3 separate regions of the Homo sapiens genome follow, and all the other regions are linked to region 3. A link is a contact called in ENCODE Hi-C or POLR2A ChIA-PET data. All regions are on one chromosome and are shown on one strand. Each heading gives the region's core, a stretch centred on a gene start or an enhancer-like site at or near the end of the contact. The rest is flanking DNA. Distances are from core to core; before and after follow the strand shown. Region 1 overlaps LINC00673 (long intergenic non-protein coding RNA 673). Region 2 holds the start of CDC42EP4 (CDC42 effector protein 4). Region 3 overlaps SLC39A11 (solute carrier family 39 member 11).

The links. A loop is a pair of places that touch in the nucleus more often than their neighbours do. ChIA-PET counts read pairs that join two places held with the same protein, here RNA polymerase II (POLR2A). Pooled maps may share reads with other maps.
Region 1: a map of GM12878 shows a loop between it and region 3 (23-fold over the local background). The contact joins two enhancer-like sites. A Hi-C loop is called at or near these places in 11 of 168 maps with a recorded cell type or tissue (CD4-positive, alpha-beta memory T cell, GM12878, HCT116 and 8 more), 22 of 37 single-sample maps with no recorded cell type and 24 of 50 pooled maps. POLR2A ChIA-PET finds 5 or more read pairs at or near these places in 1 of 52 experiments (activated T-cell).
Region 2: a pooled map shows a loop between it and region 3 (4-fold over the local background). The contact joins the promoter of CDC42EP4 here to the enhancer-like site in region 3. A Hi-C loop is called at or near these places in 6 of 50 pooled maps. POLR2A ChIA-PET finds 5 or more read pairs at or near these places in 2 of 52 experiments (HEK293T and OCI-LY7).

Annotation. Positions count from the first base shown.
Region 1 is chr17:72,559,634-72,562,333 of GRCh38, reverse strand. The region is part of intron 1 of LINC00673 (long intergenic non-protein coding RNA 673); the gene reads left to right. Among named protein-coding and RNA genes, the nearest start is that of LINC00673, 32 kb to the left of the region's middle. Within about 2 kb of position 1,378, at least 5 of the 41 ENCODE cell types and tissues checked have a DNase peak (open chromatin) inside an H3K27ac peak, as active enhancers do; they include PC-3, where a contact is called at or near this core.
Region 2 is chr17:73,310,656-73,313,355 of GRCh38, reverse strand. It overlaps CDC42EP4 (CDC42 effector protein 4), which reads left to right and starts at 1,355. Exons shown (of 2, transcript NM_012121.5): 1 at 1,355-1,463. RefSeq lists silencers at 977-1,136, 1,207-1,466, 1,917-2,466, 2,477-2,606.
Region 3 is chr17:72,983,629-72,986,328 of GRCh38, reverse strand. The region is part of intron 4 of SLC39A11 (solute carrier family 39 member 11); the gene reads left to right. Among named protein-coding and RNA genes, the nearest start is that of SLC39A11, 110 kb to the left of the region's middle. RefSeq lists a silencer at 12-61. Within about 2 kb of position 1,293, at least 4 of the 41 ENCODE cell types and tissues checked have a DNase peak (open chromatin) inside an H3K27ac peak, as active enhancers do; they include PC-3, where a contact is called at or near this core.

The sequences.
Region 1 (2,700 bases), core at 129-2,628, 420 kb after region 3:
ATGATATATTAAAACATTTTTTTTACCTAAAAGCATGTGTTCTATTTTTTTTTCCCCTGATTTTAAAAGAAGTTAAAACATTTTCATGGGCCCTTCAGAGTATGGCGGGCGCTGGTTTGTGCCTCATGGATGGTCTGATGGGGACGTCAGCCTGGGGCTGTGTTGTCCTGGATCTGTGTGTCCCAAGAACCTCCTCCTGGTTGGTTCCATATTCATGGGCCTCCCTGACCTTCCTCCAAAACAGCTGCAGGGTGGCAGAATCTGCCCTGGTCACCGAGACTGAGCCCTTCAGTCTGAGATAAAAAGTCCCCAAAGAAGGGTTACAGCTCACCCCCAGGAGCTCAGCCCCATGAGCCCTCTCCCCACCACCATGCCCAGTGGGTCTCATGAAGACACCCATGCAAGTGGTCATGGGAAAGAGGACTCCCCCATACCTTGCTCCAGCACGGACCTTGCTCCAGCACCGGCCCTGCTCAGCCAGATTTTCAGAACGAGAGGGATATTCTCATCTGTGGCAAAGAATATTCTCTATATTCTGTATACATCATTTGAGACTTAAATGGGTTTCAACAGATCCATTCTTCTTGTAGATGTAGGAAAGTTTGACATATGATTGTTCTCTGCCAAATAGCCATGTTCGCGGGATTCCTTTTGATGGAAATTATTTATTAGGACAAAAAGGGAATAAGTGCAAAAAACTTGAGCAAGACTAGAAACAAAATAATTGATGGCTGCCTCTGTGGTGCCATTTTTGGATGATGGCTGTGTCTGGGGAGTCAGGCTGGGTGTCTGGGAGGGCCACACTCCCTGTGAGCTCCGGGACAGGTAGGTTGCCTGGAGGTTTCCTTTCTGGTGTCACCCTGTAAGCGTCTGTGGATTTGTGCAGGGTGCCTTGTCTCTCCCTTGCATTTTCCCGGTGGGTCTGGGGCAGGACACGGCTGGGGACAGGGGTAGAGGACTGGCCACTGTGGCCAGAATGAGGTGCAGGGAGGGACAGGCAGGTCCCTCATGGCCCATAGTGCCTCTAGGGGGTGCATAAATGCATATATATGTGCACATACACACGTGCATGCATACTCATGCGTACATATACACAGCCCCCCACCTTGCCTTTTACAGAGCCATGAAGCAGCAGATGCAACCGAATACTGTGCAGCATGAGCCACAGACGTTTACGGGAAGAACCGGCAGGAGGCGCCGGGAAACTAAAGGGCTCCAGCTCTCTGAGTGGTGGCTTTGCCATTGTGGCTGTGCGAGCTCAGCCTCCTGGAAACCCGCCCTGAGCTTGGTTAACAGCATTCACTCCAGGTTTAGCCCAGCTCCAGGTTATCGCAGGCAGGACTCCCGAGAACAGGTTCATGTTTGCTTTTTGGGAGGTGCTGCGCTAAAGTGGAAAACCACCCTGGGCCGAGTGGGACCTCCCCAGCTGGGCGGCTGTTAACCAGCCAGGATGTCTGACCCTGAGAAGTCACCGTGCACTCTTGGGACTCATTTTTCTCATCAGCAGGATGGGGTGATGGAGCTGGCCTTACTGGGTGCTGGGGATGATATAAAGAGGTGGCGTGTGCATGTCTGTGTGTCTGTGTGTGGGCGAACATGTTTGGTAAGTGATAGGCTCTGCACACGTGCACGGCACCATCATGGTTCCCTCCCTGCAGCACTTGGCACGCAGTGGGGGCTCAGAGCACAGGCCGACTGATGGCCTGGGGTTGCAGCCCTGCTCCGTGTGTCCCTGGGCACTTGCTTACTGACCACCCCACAGGTGAACACGGGCAGGTGGGTGTTTGGAGGTGTGAGGCTGAGGAGGGTCTGGATCTTGCAGCTCTTGCAGCCTGGATAGTTATGGGGTCTGGAGGGGGCTTTTATTGCGCCTGGTGCTTCCTGCTCAGGGCCAAGTCTGGGGCTGCCTGACTCTTGGGCTCTGGTGCCCTCTAGTGTTCAGGTTATATTATTGCAGGTGCAGGCCATGTACACATTTACCAGCAGCCTAACTGGGTCTCCCTTCTCTCACCCCAATCCGACATGGATGGAAATAGCTTTAGAAAACTCACATGTCTTTGGCAGACTATTGAACATACCTGGTCTATCGCCAAAAGGACTTAAGGCATTTAATTTAAAATGTTATTTTCATAAGTAAAGGAAATAAAGGCTGGGCGCGGTGGCTCATGGCTGTAATTCCAACACGTTGGGAGGCCCAGGTAGGAGGATCCCCTGAGCCCACAAGTTTGAGACCAGCCTGGGCAGCATAGTGAGGCCCTATCTTTTCAAAAAACAAATTAGCCGGCTTGATGGTCCCGGCTACTTCAGAGACTGAGCTGGGAGTTTGAAGCTACAGTGAGCTGCGATCACGCCACTGCACTCCGGCCTGGGTGACAGAACAAGACCCTGTATCTAAAAAAATAAAAATAAATAAAGGAAGGAAAAATAAGATAAAAGCCACGGGGAAAGCTGGGATAAAATATTCTGCTCTAATCCCTATATAATTGCTAGGGGTGGCAGGGCTATGGTCCGGTGTAGGCTAGTACTTTCTGGGTCAGCTCTATCAATTCTTATTAGGTGAAGTTATCCACGGGCTGCCACTGTGCAGAGAGATGCGTGGGCTCCCCAGGAATGCTCTGTGGTGGACGCATCCTCTTCCCACAGGAAATTCTGAGCTTCAAGGATCTTCTAGGTTCTTTCCCCGCCACTTTCTACTAAGGA
Region 2 (2,700 bases), core at 106-2,605, 330 kb before region 3:
CTTATTATTCATTTATTTTTTTTTTTGAGATGGAGTCTACCTCTGTCACCCAGGCTAGAGTGCAATAGCGCGATCTCGGCTCACTGCAACCTCCACCTCCCAGGTTCAAGCGATTGTCCCGCCTCAGCCTCCTGGGTAGCTGGGATTACAGGCGCCCACCACCATGCCCGACTAATTTTTGTATTTTTGGTAGAGATGGGGTTTCGCCATGTTGGCCAGGCTGGTCTCAAACTTCTGACCTCAAGTGACCCCCCACCTGCCTTGGCCTCCCAAAATGCTAGGATTACAGGCATGAGCCACTGCGCCCAGCCCAGAACTTAATTTTCACAGCAGGATGGAGTGGCCAAACCATTAGCTCTCAAGAGCTGGTTGCTGTCGCACTGCAGAGGGAAACGGAAATGTGCTGTCCCCAGAAAGCAGAATGTTCCTGAGGGCTTAGGGACCTCGCAGCCATGGGGAAAGTCTGGGGCCTTCACCCTCACTTCCTTTAAAAACCGAGGGTGGGGTTCAGCTAGAGGCAAGGGAACTTTTCACTTTGCGCCTTGTCCACTTTAGTTGACTACTTCGCAGCTGGCATTCTACCTTGATAATGATCATTTCAACTGAAACTATTCCTCTAAAAAGAATAGAGTCCAAGGCCTGGGACTTGGATTCAGGCTCTGGGACTCAGGAGTTGATCCTCCTTGACGTTCACCTGGTGCAAATTTAGCCTCAGCTGATACTTAGGAGGCAAAGGCACAGACGGGGATGCGGGGAGCTCAAGGGCTGTCACCCTGTAGAAACATTTCTGACGCCCAGTCCAAGCCTGGCCTCGGGGCTGGCCGGCTCCTCCCCGCTCCCTCGTTTACAGCGAGAGTCTGGGATGGCACCCACGAAGCTGGTGGCGCCAGCCCTCCTGCCCCATCTCCCGACAGTACTGCAGCCAGGTGGTTAGCAGGTCCGGGAGGGAGCAGGAACGAGGAACGCCACCCGGGCTGGAGTTCTTGGTTTCTTGCCCCGGCTCGAATGGGGAAGAGCCTCAAAAGAGCCTCGCGCCAGGCCCCCGGAGGGAGACGCGCCCCTGGCCCTGGGGGCCCCAGTGGGGGTTCGCGGCCGGAGCGCAGGCTGGGGCGGGAGTGTCTCCCGGAAGCCGGGCGGGCCCAGGCTGCCCCATACGGAGTTGGGAAAGTCTCAGGCTTTCAGTTTGAACCGAGGAGGCCGAGCAGTCGGGCAGAGGTTCCCGACGGCCATTGGCTGCTGCGGCGCCGTGACATCAGCGCAGAGGGGTGCGCGGGGAGGGTTGCGCGGGGCGGGCGCGGGCGGAGCCTGGAAGGGGAGTGTCCTGGAGGCTCCCAGCCCTGAAAGCCCGAGAGCCAGAGGGAAACAAACGCCGGCGCTGACAGGGGCCGCCAGCCCCTCCGCCGCGCGGAGCCCACGAAGGGGACAGCGCAGCCGGCCCAGAGCTCGGGTCTCCGGGGACCGAGGTAGGCGACGGGCAACCGCCTCTGTCTGTGGTAGCCGCCTTCGCGCTGGGTGCCCTGGGTGGGCTTGGGGGTCTCGAGTCCCCCTGTGGGGCAGAGAGGATCGAAGCTGGGGATGCGAGGCCGCGGCGCGGGGAGAAGGGCGCGGAGCCCCCACTTCTCGGCGCTCGCGCTTTTCACCGCGCCCACCGCGGTGCCTGGGACCCTAAGCTGCGCACCTAGTGTCCTGGCAGAGCGGGATGTGTGGAGGAGGAGGTGGCAGGGAGCCGGGCGCAGCGTTGCCGGGACTCCATTTCCTCTCTCCACGCTGGAACTCCCGGCCCTGGCCAAGGGTGCCGCTGAGGGGGTTGGGGGCCGGTTTTAAAGGGCCTCCCCCTTCCCAGGAATGGGGTGTGTGTCGGTGTGGGCAGGAGCGCAGCAATCGGCGGCGCGCGGCCCGCGATCTCCGCGAGGGGGGCGTGTGTGCGCCCGGAGTTCTCCATGAATAAGAACCGAATTCTCCGCCTGTACGGGCAGAGGCGTGTACACATCTCGCTCTCGTACACACACTGCAGCACACGCCACCCAATGTCACCCGGCCGGGAAGCCAGAGGGAAGGAGCTGTCTGGAAGGGAATGGCCGAAGGAACAAATGGTCCTCCTTTCCCCTACTCCCGCCCCGCGAACCCTTCCCTCCCCCGCCAGGCTCCCGCCCCGCCCGCTCCCTCGGAAGCCCGGGAGGCCGAGGCGCCTCCTGGCGGGGTGCGGGGGGAGGGCAGTCGAGCCACCCGCCCCCTTGGAGCCGGGGAGACGGCCGCTCCTGGGCTAGTGCGCCCCGAGCTCAGCGCGCTCAGCGGGATCGCAGGCGGGAGCGGTCGGTTAATGATTTAATCGCCCGCTTGGGGCGGGTGCGCGCGGATCGGCCGTCCCTGGCCCCGCCCCCTCTCCGGAGCGCCCCCAGCCGGGGTTACAAAACTGCCCCCTGCCCCCGGCGCGTCCCCCAGGAGCCATCCTGCCCGCGGGGATCCCGTCAGCCGGTGAGTGCCCCGGCCGGGAGGGCTGGAGAGCTGGGCGGGAGCCGGGGCTGAGGCTGAGCCAGCTTCCTGGGAGAGGACTGAAGTGCGTGTGTGTGTGTGTGTGTGTGTGTGTGTGTGTGTGTGTGTGTGTGTGTGTGACTGGGGGAGGGGTGCTCGCTGCTAACTCAAACCAGGTTCCCTGTGTTTTCCCAGTGACTGCGGCCTCGGCTTTGGAAGTTTTCTTTT
Region 3 (2,700 bases), core at 44-2,543:
AGCCGTGGTTTGCATCACCTCAACATCTCCCCCTAGTGGTTGTGTTGTGACTAGGGTGTCCTGGCTTTCAAAGCTAGCTCCACAGCCGTCAGGCTTCTGGGGGACCCTGGAGTCTTACTGGGGAGTGAACTGGTTTCCTAGGGCTGTGGGAACAATATATCACAATTTGAATAGCTTAAACAACAGACATTTATTGTCTCAGTTCTAGAGGCTAGAACTTTCTGGAAAGTAGTTCTAAGATTCTGACCTCAAGATGTCAGCAGGGCCATGTGCCTCCTCAAGGCTCCAGGGAAGGATGAGCTCCAAGCCCCTCTCCTAGCTTTTGGTGGTTCCTTGGCTTCTAGTAGCATAACTCCAGTCTTCCCGTAGTATTTTCCTTGTGTGCCTGTCTCTGTGTCCAAATTTCTCCTTTTTATAAGGAAAAAATCATATTGAATTGGGACCTGCCCTAATGACCTTATCTTACCTCGATCATTTACAAAGACCCTGTTTGCAAAAAAGGTCACATTTATAGACAACATCTTTTGCAGGAATGCAGTTCAACCCATCACAGGGAGATAGGGCATCGATTGCAGGAAGATTAATAAATAAAAGACAGTAATAAAAAGTTAGGCCTGGCCAGATGCGGTGGCTCATGCCTGTAATCCCAGCACTTTGGGAGTTTGAGGTGGGTGGATCACCTGAGGTCAGGAGTTCGAGACCAGCCTGGCCAACATGGCGAAACCCTGTCTCTCCTAAAAATACCAAAATTAGCTCGGTGTTGTGGTGCATGCCTGTAGTCCCAGCTACTCGGGAGGCTGAGGCAGGAGAATTGCTTGAACCTGGGAGGTGGAGGTTGCAGTGAGCCGAGATGGCGCCCCTGCACTCCAGCCTAGGTGAGAGAGTGAGACTCTGTCTCAAAAAAAAAAAAAAAAAAAAAAAGGCAGGCCCCATGCAAATAAAGAAGGTTTGCATGGAAATGAATGTCACAAGTGGGTAATACCTGATAGGGTCAGATATAGCTGGCTAGTCCCGTCAGCAAAGTTGTGGGCAAAAATTCAGAGAGCGACTCTGTGACATGTTCCTCCTTCTGTGGGCGCTGTCTGCGTGGCCCTCACTCAGCTAGCTCTTTCTGTCCTTTCCCCCCTGTATGTCCCTCCCAGGCCACTTAAGCATGAGCAGATCATTGCCTTGTACCTGGTGCCTTGTGGAGTGGCGTCAGCCACGTGGAGTGTGCACATTCCTAGGGAGGTGTGGCCCCAGACAACTTACTGTGTTTGCCCTGCCTCTAGCCCGGCTGGGCCTCCTAGTGTGCTCTGATGAACTAATCAATGCAGGTTGGATTTTTGGAGGGGAGAATTCTTTGTTCCTAACCAGAGAAAATTGATTCCATAAGAGGGTTATTGCTGCTGTGTGCAATTCTCTAGAGTTATTGGATTGCAGAATCATTAGCTTTAGAAGTAAATGAAATAGATTTGGGATATTGTTATGTTTCAGATAAACAAATGGCCTTCCTCCTTATTCATTTAACATTCTGCTTCCAGAAGGAAATGTCAGATGACTCAGAGCCTGATAAAATACTTTGTGGCACACAGGAATGGTAACCAGATGCGGTGAGACTTCACCTTTCTCAGCCCCTGTAAAAGGCGTTGCTTCACTGCGGTGATTCTCACATTTGAGAGTGCATGAGAATCCCCTGGAGGTCTTGCGGAAACACGGGTTGCTGGGCCCACCAGAGGCCTGGAATGGGGCCTGATAACTTGCCTTGCTAACAAGTTCCTGGGTGTTGCTGATGCTGCTGGCCTTGGGGACCCCACTTTGAGAACAGCTGCTTTGCTGAATAAAACTCGAACTCCTGGGAAGCCTGTGGATTCAGTGTGCCTGGGCTTTACATGTATCCCACAACACCCAAGGGAAAGGAATCTTATTTCTTGAATTTTCTTTTTCTTTTCTTTCTTTTTTTTTTTTTTTAAATGTCTGAGTTCCAATAAAGCTTTATTTACAAAAACAGACTGTGGGCCGGGTTTGACCAAGCCCCTTCAGGTCTCATGGCTACTTCTGTGCCCATCCTGGGGTGGCTGAGTTTGTTCTGCCCATGCTCTGTGCAATGCAATGCTACAAGCAGCTTTCAAGGCCGTTCTGCTTCATGGGGGAAGAACAGGGGCAAGAGCTGGGTTTTTTTGCTGCTGATAGTGGCAATTCGATGGGCCTGCCTCCTGTTTCTCTATTTCAATGTGGCTCTGAGGCTCCCAGAATCACTCCACGATTCCAGCCCCACTCTGAGCCATGAGAAACCTGAGGCTACCCAGGTCCTCTCTGCCTGGTTACCCCTCTGCTGGCACTTCTCTGGAGCTTGCCACCCCCCTGAACAGCACTCAGGAAAGGGGTCTAGAGGGCCCCTGCTCTTAGATTCCCAAATCCATCTGGGGATTTCACAGATCCCCACTTCCCTTGGAGCCTTGCCCAGATGGTGAGGGCAGATCCCAGGGTTCCCTTTTCCTTAGTAACTCACCAGCTCTCAGCAACCCCTCTTTTCTTCCGACTTCGTTCTCACCGTTGGGCATCTTTATGGAGTCTGGGTGAAGAGCCTGGCTCTGATTTGAAAGAGAAAATTGCCCACAGCCCATCACTCAAAAGGTACAAAGGGATCTGTGGTGAAAAGTCTTTCTCTCACCTCTGTCTTCTGGTTACTTATTTTATTTCCTCAGAGGTGACCACTTG